Linked DNA regions of Homo sapiens: all the other regions are linked to region 3. Evidence: chromatin contacts called from ENCODE Hi-C or POLR2A ChIA-PET data. All regions are on one chromosome and are shown on one strand. The core of a region is the stretch at or near the end of the contact, and the rest is flanking DNA. Distances in the headings are between cores, read along the strand shown.

Region 1 (4,112 bases), core at 1,165-3,664, 310 kb before region 3:
GTTGTCATCTCATGATGCCAATGCCATTGGGATTGGCCCAAATTATTCTTATCCAAACAAAACATAAGCAAGAAAGACCTCTTCTATGACTTTGTAATCTAACAGAACTGAAGAGATGAGTGACTGGGTTCTGGTTCGCCTTGGCCAGAGCTGTGTGTCCTTCTTATACCTCACTGCTCCTCAATTTCTGAATGTCTGAAAAAGCCAGCTGATAGATACTATAGATACTTATTCTGCCTAGCCCAAAAGAAAGCCAAGAGAATAATTATAGAATGCAAATACGAAAAAGAGAGTTAGATGAGGCCTCACAGGTCAGCTAAATTTGGCAAGACTTCCAATTTACAAGTGAGAAACTTGAGGTGCAGTGGTGTGTGCTCATTTGTTATTGCTCCGTAACAAATTACTGCAGACTTGGAGGCTTGAAACGGCACAAATTTATTCTCTTACAATTCTGGGAGTCAGAAGCTGGAAATGAGTCTTATGGGGCTGAAATCATCTTATGGGGGTGTCAGCAAAGCTGATTTTCTCTGGAGACTCCAGGAGAGAATTTGTTTCCTTGCATCCTCCAGCTTCTAAAGGTGGCCGTCACTCCTTGGCTCCTGGCTGAATTGCTCCAATCTCTGTTTTTATTGCCAGTTAGCCTTCTTCTCTCTGACTCTGATTCCCCTGCTTTCTTCTTATAAGGATCTTTGTGATTAAAATAAAGCCACCCAGATAAGCCAGGATAATCTCAAGGTGAAACAGACAGAAATCGATGACAGAGCCTATGCTGGCTTGTGTCAGCAGGAAGGACAGGGTGCACCAGGTGTGGCAGACCCTGAACTGCATCACTGTTGTTAGACTGCTGTTTACTCTCTCCACGCCTTGCTGCTGTCACTTCCTGAATGTCGGCATACTGTATATTACCTCCGAAGGGTCTTTCCCACATGGCAGGAAAGATGAATGCTGACAGCCCTAGATTTGAATCCTTCTAAAAACTCGAGAGGCAGGAGGCTGTCCTTTCCCTTAGTTTCTATAAAACAGTCCCAAGGAAGGGCTCTAATTATCCTGGCTTGATAATGTATGCAAAGTTCAAGTCTGGCAGGAGGTTTTGCACAAACCCAGCTTCCAGAGTTCTGCGAGGGTTCTTACTCTGGGGCTCAAAGCAGCCCTGGCTGCTGCAGCAGTCCCCACGCCATCAGGACAGTTGCAAGGAGAAAAAAGGAGCCCCAATCCCTCACCACTTGCATTTTTTGGTCTAGTCTGGGAAGACAGAACATTGGCACAATTTATGAAAAGCAACTTTGTTACTCACAGTTAAGCAGCAAAAATCAACAGAAACCCAGGGTCCACCATGAGCAGTTCCCCAGGGTTCAGGAATGCTGCCAAGGGCAGATGCAGTCTAAGCATGCCTCACATTACACTCTAGCTGAGGGACTCTGAAAGCACTCCATCCTGGGTTTATATACCCTGGGTACCACTTGGACCACTGAATGCAAGCACTGCAGAACATCCTATTCTAGAAGGAATAAGAATGTAGCCTGGATTGCTCCAGACATTTCCTCCTTATTACAGGATTTTCAGTAGTTTCTGTCTAGGAATGAAAAGCAAGAAGGGGAAGAGCTGGGTCGGCCAAGGTCATCCAGGGACTTATGTTCCTGCAATGTGCTCATTTCTGAGCCAATCTCTGTAACCAGCCAGGGATGGTGCCCTGGTTCAGCCTGGGTCATGTGTCCACACTGTGGGCAAAGCTGGAGGGCAGGATTACTATCAGGAGAAGGCACAGGAAGAAAATCATGCTGGGCAAGGCAAATTCATGGTTACCTCAGCCTCCAGCTTGTCTGAGAGTGTCCCATGGCCATGGTTCATGATGGGTGATGGGCAACCAGGATGAGACAGAAGCCAGGGAAAGAATGAAGATAAAAAAGAGTGGGCCCAGAGGAGCACAGCCCATGAGATTGCACCTCTGGTCCTTGGGAGGCAGTGGTTTCAAAGAGGGGCACTGCAGATGAACACTCCCAACACGGCTAAGGAGGTCAGAGACATGCCACATCTCTAGGACAAGATGAAGTGGGGACAGCCACCTCCAGCTTCACGCTCCCGCTCAGCAAAATATGGACAATAGTTCTGGATTCATAGGGCTTGTCTGAAGTTCTATAGAAGCAGGACCTGAGACACAGATTCTTGGTGCAAGTGATCTCAGAAAGAGAATGTGAGTGGCAAGATAGAAAGAAAAAGGAAGCCAAGAAAAATGTAGATTCAGCTGCATTTTAACCTCTCAGTCTGATCCCACCTCAGCCTGATCCCACCATAGCATGAAGAACACCACAAAGTTATGCAACCTTGAGACAAGGCACCAGACTTTTGCACCCCATATCTGTCACTCATTGTCTGTGGCCACCCCTAGGGGGAAAGCAGGCATTTCTAGGCAAGGTGGCTCCCCTTAGCTGAGCATTCAGAAGAAGGAAGCAGCTGCAACCTGTGAGCAGCCAACACTCAGCTACGGGGTGGTGCCTGGCAGATTAAAGTGTATCTGGTGGGGGCCCCAACTATACCCCTTATGGGGCTATTGTGAGATAATGAAGCTCAAGTCCTATCACAAGGCTGGGAGTTATCATTGTCATCATCATTATCTTATCCCTGTTGTAGAGAAGTAATAAATAGTAAGCATCACATAACACATGCCTCTTGGCTGGCTGCTGCACAGACATACATAGGCAGTAGGAATGTACACAGTCCTTTGTTCATATCCTGTGCCACCCCTGCCATGGACTAGTTATGTGATTTGGGGTGCCAAATTTAGCCCCCTTGAGCCTCAGGGTTCTAATCCATAAAATGGGCTAGGTAACCAGAGCTGGGCTGTTGCAAGGATGACATGAGGTCATCCCCATGGTGCTCTAGGTGCGGTTCTTGGAACAGAAGAAAGCATTCAAGTGACTGTGGGTCATCAGCTTCTGTGGTCAGACAGTCTAAAGCTTCAGCTGACACACATGGAGGCCAAGAAGACACTGGCTTCACGAAAGGCAGTAATATGACTGTGTATTATGTAAAAGATGAAGCCAACTGTGTTTAAGGAAGCAAATCCATTTTCAAAAAGAGGATGTGAAAACAAAGCCTCTAAAGACGTCTGTCTGTTACTCATCAAGACTGTGCCACGGATAGGGCCTTTGCTGTACAGCACCTCCTCAAATGCTCACACAGGCCACCGCTCAGAACAAAGGGGCCTCACCCTGGGCTTCCACAGAGATTTGTCAGCCCGAGGCCACCACCTTTAATTTGGTGGATCAGCTTTTCCTGCCTGTAATCAAAGAGGATAGGATGTGTGTCGAGGTATAGATTAGTTGGGGCTGCCCTGCCCCGCACCCTAATAAAGGTGTAGCCATGAACCTTATTTAGTCTCTCCTAAGCCTCATTTCCTTCTTAGTTAACGGGGGAAAATAATATTTGCATTTAGGATTATTTTAGAGAACTAAATGAAATGGTATTTGTGAACACTTAAATCAGTACCTGGTCTTACATCAGTCCATTTGAATCAGCACCTGCTGCCAAAAAGCAACTATTATTGTGGTTATTGATGTTCATTTTTTCAACCAGTATTTACTGTCTACCATGTGACAACATTGATTTTGGTGGTGGGAAGACATTGGCAAGAAAAAAACATGAGGGTCCTGTGCATAAGAAGCTTACATTCAAGCGAGGAGAGATAGTTAACATAGAACCACGAAAACCTACAGGATGCGATAGTCACATAGAGAATTAAAATAGGACGATGAGACAGAGTGATGGAATAGATCCCTGAGTCTGGCCTCTACTTTAGAAAGGCCTCTCTAAGAGGTGAGGTTCAGGCTGAGATCCAAAAACCCAGATGAGGCCAGGCACGGTGGCTCATGCCTGTAATCCCAGCACTTTGGGAGGCCAAGGCAGACGGATCGCCTGAGGTCAGGAGTTCGAGACCAGCCTGGCCAACCATGGCCAACATGGTGAAACTAAAACACTCTTCTCTACTAAAAACACAAAAACTAGCCAGGCATGGTGGCACATGCCTGTAATCTCAGCTACTCGGGAGGCTGAGGCAGGAGAATTGCTTGAACCCAGGAGGCAGAGGCTGCAGTGAGCTGAGATCATGCCACTAT
Region 2 (4,241 bases), core at 1,388-3,887, 380 kb before region 3:
ACATTCAGTGACATTTAGAATATTTTATTCTAACAAACTTTTTGAACACCACAGTTGGAAGAATAGAGATCATTCCAACAGGTCAAGCACTGGCCCAGCTGCTGGGAGATCGGATCTGCTGATCCAGCCCTGCCGAGGGCAGCAAGACCTGCTGGGCCTCGCTTTCTGCATCTGTAGATACTAAGGCTGAGGGACTTGGATGGGGCCAGGGACCAAAACCCTACAAACCAAAGAAAGAAATGGTCCAAAAGTAGCAACTCAAAGGAGAAAGAAAACTACTAAGAACACAAAATGAAAAACCGAAACTCAAAAGAGTTGTCCATCAGACTGCTTTATAACCATGTGTCCCCAGTTGGCACACAAACCTGTCCTGGAACAAGCCCACAGTTCTCATCAGCGCTCATCAGTGGCCACATATCCCTCTCTCCAAGGTCACTAGACCCGGTGTTGAGGGGCTGGAAGGGGAAGGACGGCAGTGGCAATGGGGTCAACAGAGTCCCATCTCTTGGCTTATTGATGGGCATTAACATTCTTCCAAACACTCAGACCTCAAATTCAAGTTCCTGAACCCAGAGAGCCAGTCCTCACTTTTAGGGGTCTTTACTGCCATTTCTTTTCCTCTTCCACTAGGCTTAGAGAACACAGAGATTGTAAAAAAATGGGTTTTCTGCAGGAGGCAGAGGTTGCAGTGAGCTGAGACCGTGCCATTGCACTCCAGGCTGGGTGACAAGAGGGAAACTCCGTCTCAAAAAAAAAAAAAAGAAAAGAAAAGAAAAATGGGTTTTCTGGTGCCCTTTCTCCTCTCCACCCCATAACATGGGTGAATACATAGTAAGCACATAGTTAACTGAATATATCTTAAATAAATGTCTGATCCTCTAAGAACCGAGTCACACACACACAAAAAAAATCTACGAAGGGGACTAAGCATACATGTATATATATATTTGCAGGCAAGATGGGCCTGTGTTCACACTTGGAAGGCCAAACCTTGCCCAGTGCGGTCATTTCTCCACTTCAGTTGCTGAACAACTACAGCATTTCCTAAAGGAGCTCTCACACCGAGAGACTCACTGGCTCACAGCCTCCAGCATGAGCTACATGAAAGAGACCACCGCCAAGGAGTGACTCAAACAAGAAGCCAGGGCGCCCCGTGGCCACATCCTCACTGCAGAGGCATCTGTGAGAGCAGAGCCTGGGGCTGCTCCCCCTCACTTCCAAAGAACAGGAGGGGCCATGGGGACTCAATGAAAAGTCCTTTGATCACGACCAGGATATGCTGGCACTATAAGGACCAAAGTCCCTCACCACAGCAAATACGAACCCTCTTGATACCCACTCATGTGTTCCTGAGCTTCTGTTTCCCCTGGAGATTCCCTCCTACTTTGGGCACGAGGTCCCTTCCTCGGTCACAAGGTACCGAGTCTCTCCAGTCCTAGTTCTATCCTTCATCACACAGAAAAGAAGAATCAACAGTCAAGAGCCCAGCTACCTCTACATCCTTTACTTTTTGCTTTCAATTCTGATCATCTCCAGATGGAAGACACAAATCAGATCCCTAGTACAGATTCTCTAACACCCTCATTCCAAAGCTCATCAGTTATAACAAGTTAATTCCAACCAAGTTCCCCATCCTGGGGCGCAGCAGATTGTTTTTCTGAAGATGGCTATGCCAATGTGGTTCCCATTCCATGTGCATCTCTCTCAGTGTGACCCTGACATTCCGTCACTGACAGTGGGTCTGGTTTCCCTTCCCTTGAACCTGGGCAGACCTCTGCAACTTCTTTGACCAAGAGAGAATGTGGCAAAAGTGATGCAGCACACCTCCTGAGGCTGGGTCACACAAGGCAAATCGGCTTCCACCTGGTTGGCTCTTGGGACATGTGCCTTTAGAGCCCAGAGCCATCACTGAAGACGTCTGGCAACTGCAAGGCCACCATGCTAGAGGGATGAGGTGGAAAGACTACGAGAAGAGAGATGGACAAACAGCCCCATCTGTTCCAGCCCCCGGTTGTTCAAGGGTTCCCTGACCAGGCACCATGTGAGGAAGAAGCCTGTGAGATGACCCTAGCCCCAGCAACCCTCCAACTGTAACCCCATGAGGGACCCTGGGCCAGAACCACCCAGATGAGGGGCTCCCAAACTCCTGCCCCACCGAAACCATAAGCAATAAAGAGCGATTACTGCTGTTTTAGGCCACTGTGTTTTGGGATGATTTTCTGTGCAGCCACAGTGACTGAAACATGGGAACTTTAGTAGACGTGGCTCCTTCTCTCAAAATAGCAATTTACCTCCTCCAGGGTAGGTTTAGAACATCTTGTCAGTGTTTAATTTCACAACTCTACTTCCTAGTAGAGTAAATGGCACCTTTAAAAAAAAAAGTAAGAGTTTAATTTTTTACTTCAAGCTCTTAAGAATTTCACAATACCTCTTTCAAGGTCACTCTGGAGACCTCGCAGCATCTCACACAGGAGTTGGGCAGTCGCCATGGCTAGAAGTGCATGGCCTCCTGTGCTTCCAAAGGGCAGACCCCACGTGGGGGAACACTGGCAGGGCTGGGCAAGATTTGGGCTTCTCCCCTCCCTCTCCAGCAATCTTGCCCTGATACTACCCTTCCTCTACCACAACAGCCACGCCTACAGAGCAGGCTTCTGAAAAACCACAATCAGGCACACTTGTCAATACATAAAAGCAAAACAGCACTGGTGACGTTCATCAAATTCACTGAGAGCTGCTGGAATACCATGGCTGTGGGCAACAGCAGCAAATGACACAGAAAGGTGCATTAATGAGCTCAGGCAAGAGGAAAGAAGGCATGTCATGGGACCCCAGAGCTTCGATTTCAGAAAACCAAAGACTTGGCCTTTTAACTGAGTTTGGCTGGAATCTGAGATCACCTGCTCCCCATTTGTAACTGGAAACCTTTCCATAAAGAGCCAATTACTTGACATTAAAGTCCCCGATTTTAAAGGACTTTGAAACCAACACCACATAAGTGCTTGCATAAACAAAATGTCAGCTTGTGATATTCTGGCTCATGTCTTTTCTTTCAAGCACTGCCCCGTTCTTCCTATCAGCTGCTGGGTCTTCACAGGACTCTAGGAACTCAATCCCTGCCCTGTGGAAGGCTTGCCCTCTGCACCCCAGGTTGCTCTCAAAGGACCCCCTCTGGGAACGATGTCTGTGTCCCTGTCCAGCCGTGTCAGCAGCCCAGTGATTGGGACTGGGGACTGCTTCTCCTTTCCTCACCAGCAGTGAGCTGGCCCTCAGCAAAGACTAAGAGCAAATAAGGCAAAGACTGGCACCTGGCCCGTAGTTCTCAGGCTCCCAAAGGCTGTGAGTCCTGCCGTGTGGCAGAATCCTCACTACTAGTGGTGCCAGTTCAGCAGGCCCTGAGATTCTAAGCTGACTCTCAGGAGCACAGACACCCCTGCAGCAAGGAGACCCACCCCTCCCCAACTCCTGGCTCCTGTAGTCCAGGATCACTTGCTACTTCTCCCCAAACCATTTCAGATCCAGCCACAGATGACCATGGCGCTGCCCTCCCTCTCCCATGTCTGGCCACTCTGTCTCCAGCCTGGCTCTACAGGAACACTGACCTCCCTGGGTTCAAGCCCGAAACAAACTCCTCTGCACATGGCTGCTGCTGCATGGTGCTGCAGCCCCCAGGGATGCCACAGCTCTCTGCTCCTTGCTGACAATACCTCCACCACCCTCTTCTGGGATCCCTTTCTTCCCACCACTGGCTATGAAATGCCATTGTTAACCTCCTCCACATTCCCCACCCCCTGGAAAGACAGTGGTCACAGAATAGAAAGAACACAGGAACTGGGGTTGACGAGCATGAATATGGGCCACAGCCCCACCCCTGAGGGGCTTGACACAGGCTTTAGAGCCACACCCAGCCATCTGAGTCCAAATCCTAGCTCCACCCCTCTCTAGCTGTGACTTAGGACAAACTTCTCAACCTCTCTGGAACTTGGCTGACTCATCTGTAAAATGGGATGATAAAAGCAACTCTTATAGGGCTACTGTGAGGATGAACTAAGCTAATAAATGTAAAGTGCTCAGAGCCTAGCCTGGCATGGTGAATGTTCATATATGTTATCTATAATTATTATTCATTATTATCATCACCCTCATGTCAGTGACAGTTCATCCACCACCCCTCATCAGACTGATGCAATGATAAGATGGTATTTGGATTATAAAAAGTGTCCTATAAATTATAAAAGTAACAA
Region 3 (3,866 bases), core at 689-3,188:
ACTAGTCAGATTGGATTAGGGCCCACTCTAGCGGCCTAATTTTAACTTAATCACCTCTTTAAACACCCTGTCCATAAATACAGTCACATTTTGAGGTACTAGGAGTTAGGGCTTCAACATATGAATTTTGAGTGAGAATCCAATCGATTACCACCAAACTGGTTGCAAATACAAATAAGCTCCTAACAGGGGGCAGAGAAAGTCTTCACAGAAGAGCAAATATCCAAGCTGAAACTTGAAGGACAAATTTTACCAGGTAAACTATAGACACAAGGACATTGCAGATTCTAAACGACAGCATGTCCAGAGGAAAGAGAAAGCACAGGATGTCGAAAACATTGTAGGTGCATGTTAAAAGAGGCTGTCTATTAAAAGAGAGTGGCAGACACAAAAGATGTGCTGCTCAGACCTCCCTTAAAGAAAGACTCACTGCCCAGCTGTAAGGCGTGTGGTTAGATGAACAGCCTACGGCTGTTGGGTTTATCAGGTTTGTCTAACTGTTGAGCCAAGGACCTGCTATTCTTGGAGTGCTTCCTCCAGCCAAAAACTGAGCAAACAGTGATAGCCAAGGCCACTGTTTTCTTGGGGAGATCCTGGCCAATGATTGACGGAGCAAGGCAGTAGTACAAGGGGCTACGCATTTCCTGATGCATAATTTTTGCCCTAGCACTTCCAGTTGGACTTCAGAGACTTCGCCAGCTTGGAATTGTAGTGTCTGCTTTTTTAGAGCACCAGTCTGAAAAAAAAATAGTGAAAAAGCAAGCTGCAGAGTGGGAGAAGGTATTTGCTACATATATAAACAATATAAAGCTCAGATGCAGAATATATATAAATAACTTGAAGGTGTTAAAATAAAGACAAGGCCAGGCACAGTGGCTCACACCTGTAATCCCAGCACTTTGGGAGGCCGAGGGGGGCGGATCACAAGGTCAGGAGATCGGGACCATCCTGGCCAACATGGTGAAACCCCATCTCTACCAAAAATACAAAAATTAGCTGGGTGTTGTGGCGCATGCCTGTAATCCCAGCTACTCGGGAGGCTGAGGCATGAGAATCACTTGAACCCAGGAGGCAGAGATTGCAGTGAGCCGAAATCGCGCCACTGCACTCCAGCCTGGCGACAGAACCGAGGTGGGCAGATCATGAGGTCAGGAGATCGAGACCATCCTGGCTAACACGATGAAACCTCATCTCTACTAAAAATACAAAAAATTAGCCGGGCGTGGTGGCGAGCGCCTGTGGTCCCGGCTACTCGGGAGGCTGAGGCAGGAGAATGGCGTGAACCCGGGAGGCGGAGCTTGCAGTGAGCCAAGATCGTGCCACTGCACTCCAGCCTGGGCGACAGAGCAAGACTCCGTCTCAAAAAAAAAAAAAAAAAAAAAAAAAAAAAAAAAAAAATGAAGCGTTTGTTGAACACCATGTTGCTCTTCCCAGAAACCAGGTAACTAGTATGATTTTATTTCAGGACAATCAACTGAGCAACTTCTTGCAGGGTCAGGGGCAGAGGGTAGAAGTGGTATTACAGCACCTAGTTTATTGCCTTACAATCAATAAATAGAGGGTGAATGAAAAGAAACCCAATAGTTAAAGTGTAAGCTAATTGGTACTAACTACAAATATGGGTTGAATGAAAACAAACCCAACATGCTTTAGGTTTTTTAATACAATCTTATCCACATGAGTTTAGGGTCTTGTCCTATCACCTTGGCTTCTGTTCCCTTTCTGTATTCATCACAGGAAATTTTCAAGTTTTATGAAACCAGCTAGAGCGGAGTTTTATTAACCAGCTGAGGGCGGACTAAAGACTTAACAGACCTGGGCGAAGAAGCAGCACTCCTACTTACTAGGGCAAGACTCATGAACAGGGGGCGGGGGCTCCGGGGGCGGGGACGCGCCCCGTTCTCTTTCGCTCTTCTTCCCGGCAGCCTTAGCGCCAGGCCCGGCGCTCCTCAAGATGGCTGCCGACAGTGAGGTGATTTCTTTGCTCCCTACTTAATCCTTGTCACTATCTAAATTCGTTCCTCATGTCTTCGCCTTGGGGCTTAATTTCTTTTTCTCTCCTTCCCCTTCCCGCAGCCCGAATCCGAGGTATTTGAGATCACGGACTTCACCACTGCCTCGGAATGGGAAAGGTGAGTGAATCGCATTTTTGGTTACCAGCTCCCATGGGCCCTGGCGTCCCCTAGCCGCTTCCCTGACCCCAGACACACCACAAGTGACGCCACTTGTGCGGGAACGGTAATACCGTGGGTCCCGGGTCTCCTCCCCCAGTCTTCTTTGGTCAACCGCAAGCCTCTTCCGCGTCTCGCGTCTGGCAACACCCGGCCCGCCCCCGTCAGCCAATCCCTGAGGCTCAGGCTCTCAGAAAGTTTTGTTTTCTCTCCTGTCAGACCGCTTCCCTTAGACTTTGGTTTTCTGGTTGTTACCCACTCGCAAGAAAAATTTCCGAGGCTGCAACAACCGTTCCGGTTTTCATTACCGTTTAACTCATTATCGTAAGCAGTAAACTTGGTAGGTTGTGCCGCACCTCATCCCGTGTACGTTGGTATACCCTTTTCAGGAGGAAGTCTTTCTTCAGAGTATTGGTAGTTGTCCATCTGTCACACTCCCACCATCTCCATGCTGTCTTTAATTTTTTATTTTTATTTATTTTTGGAGACAGAGTCTCAGTCTGTCCGCCCAGGCCGGAGTGCAGTGGCGAGGTCATAGCTTACTGCGGCCTCGAACTCCTAGGCTCAAGTGAAGCTCCCGCTTTAGCCTCGGGAGGAGCTGGGACCACAGGCACGCGCTATTACGCCCAACTAATTTTTTAAAGATCTCGCTGTGTTGCCCAGGCTAGTCTTGAACTCCTGGGCTCAAGCCTGGGCCGCCCAAAGTGCTGAGATTACAGGCGTGAGCCTCCGCCCATCCTGTCTTTTAGAATAACCTTTTTAAAAAGTCTGCATATGGTTTTGGAATGCTTTGATTTAAGTTGTTACATTAAAGTGGGTACTGTGCCCAGGCTTCCTGTGCCTGTCAAATTCAGATGAACAGCTGTCTGGGTGAAACTGTTCTATTACTGAAATTAGTTGAAAGCCAAGTTTGTGGAGGAGTGATAGCTTAGATCGAGAAGGTTTCTGTTAAGTGTCACAGAAACCCTTCAGTTTCCTGGGTGTTGAAGTCAGTGTTTACGCTGTTACAGCATTTTATAATCTTTCTGGTTGGGAGAGGAAATTTGTGGATGTCGTGTCATTAGGTGGCACAGGAAAATATAAAAGGTCCTTGTTGGAATAATAGTTAGACCTGTGGTACCCTTCATAAAAGTGTCAGTAAGACATAACCACACTGGCAAGACTTCATTGAGTAGGTACTGGGTGTCCAGAGCTATATACAAAGGGAAAAGCAGAAACTTGACCCATATATTTTTAAAAAACAACAAACAGCAAATAGTTAAAATGTAAGCCAGTTGGTACTACCTGTAAAAATAATAATTAAAATAATTATTATTTAAATAGGGGTGATATTGTGGACTACAATAGTTGGAGATATTTTCATAGAAAAGATAGGAAATGAGCTGGGCCTTGAAAGTGGGAAGTGGTTGGTTAAACATGAGAATGGACTGACATGGGTAGAGACATAGGTGAGAATGAATCTTTGAAGGGACTGAATGAAGAAATATATCTTCACTAGAGTGAAGACTGTCTATTGAAGGGAAATAAATAAGGTTAACAAGGAAGACGGGATTGGGTTATGGACATCTTCCCAAACTAAATACAGGAATCCAGATTCAGTATTCCTATGACCAGTGATTCTCATACTTTAATGTACATCAGAGTCTTAGATTGCTGGGCCCCATCCTCAGAGTTTCTGATTCTGTAGGTCTGAGG

Evidence for each region. Hi-C counts contacts between places; a loop is a spot of excess contacts on that map. ChIA-PET counts read pairs that join two places held with the same protein, here RNA polymerase II (POLR2A). Pooled maps may share reads with other maps.
Region 1: a map of B cell shows a loop between it and region 3 (4-fold over the local background). The contact joins the enhancer-like site here to the promoter of RAB3GAP1 in region 3. A Hi-C loop is called at or near these places in 2 of 168 maps with a recorded cell type or tissue (B cell and OCI-LY7), 2 of 37 single-sample maps with no recorded cell type and 3 of 50 pooled maps.
Region 2: a map of natural killer cell shows a loop between it and region 3 (17-fold over the local background). The contact joins the enhancer-like site here to the promoter of RAB3GAP1 in region 3. A Hi-C loop is called at or near these places in 6 of 168 maps with a recorded cell type or tissue (CD4-positive, alpha-beta memory T cell, CD8-positive, alpha-beta T cell, naive thymus-derived CD4-positive, alpha-beta T cell and 1 more) and 10 of 50 pooled maps. POLR2A ChIA-PET finds 5 or more read pairs at or near these places in 1 of 52 experiments (naive thymus-derived CD8-positive, alpha-beta T cell).

Annotation. Positions count from the first base shown.
Region 1 is chr2:134,737,002-134,741,113 of GRCh38, forward strand. No RefSeq gene overlaps it. Among named protein-coding and RNA genes, the nearest start is that of TMEM163, 20 kb to the left of the region's middle. RefSeq lists an enhancer at 2,785-3,004. Within about 2 kb of position 2,415, at least 5 of the 41 ENCODE cell types and tissues checked have a DNase peak (open chromatin) inside an H3K27ac peak, as active enhancers do; they include B cell and OCI-LY7, where a contact is called at or near this core.
Region 2 is chr2:134,667,879-134,672,119 of GRCh38, forward strand. All of the region lies in intron 2 of TMEM163 (transmembrane protein 163), which reads right to left. Among named protein-coding and RNA genes, the nearest start is that of TMEM163, 49 kb to the right of the region's middle. Within about 2 kb of position 2,638, at least 9 of the 41 ENCODE cell types and tissues checked have a DNase peak (open chromatin) inside an H3K27ac peak, as active enhancers do; they include CD8-positive, alpha-beta T cell and natural killer cell, where a contact is called at or near this core.
Region 3 is chr2:135,050,354-135,054,219 of GRCh38, forward strand. RAB3GAP1 (RAB3 GTPase activating protein catalytic subunit 1) reads left to right here and starts at 1,939. Exons shown (of 24, transcript NM_012233.3): 1 at 1,939-1,972; 2 at 2,077-2,132. The coding sequence starts at 1,955. RefSeq lists an enhancer at 2,512-2,651.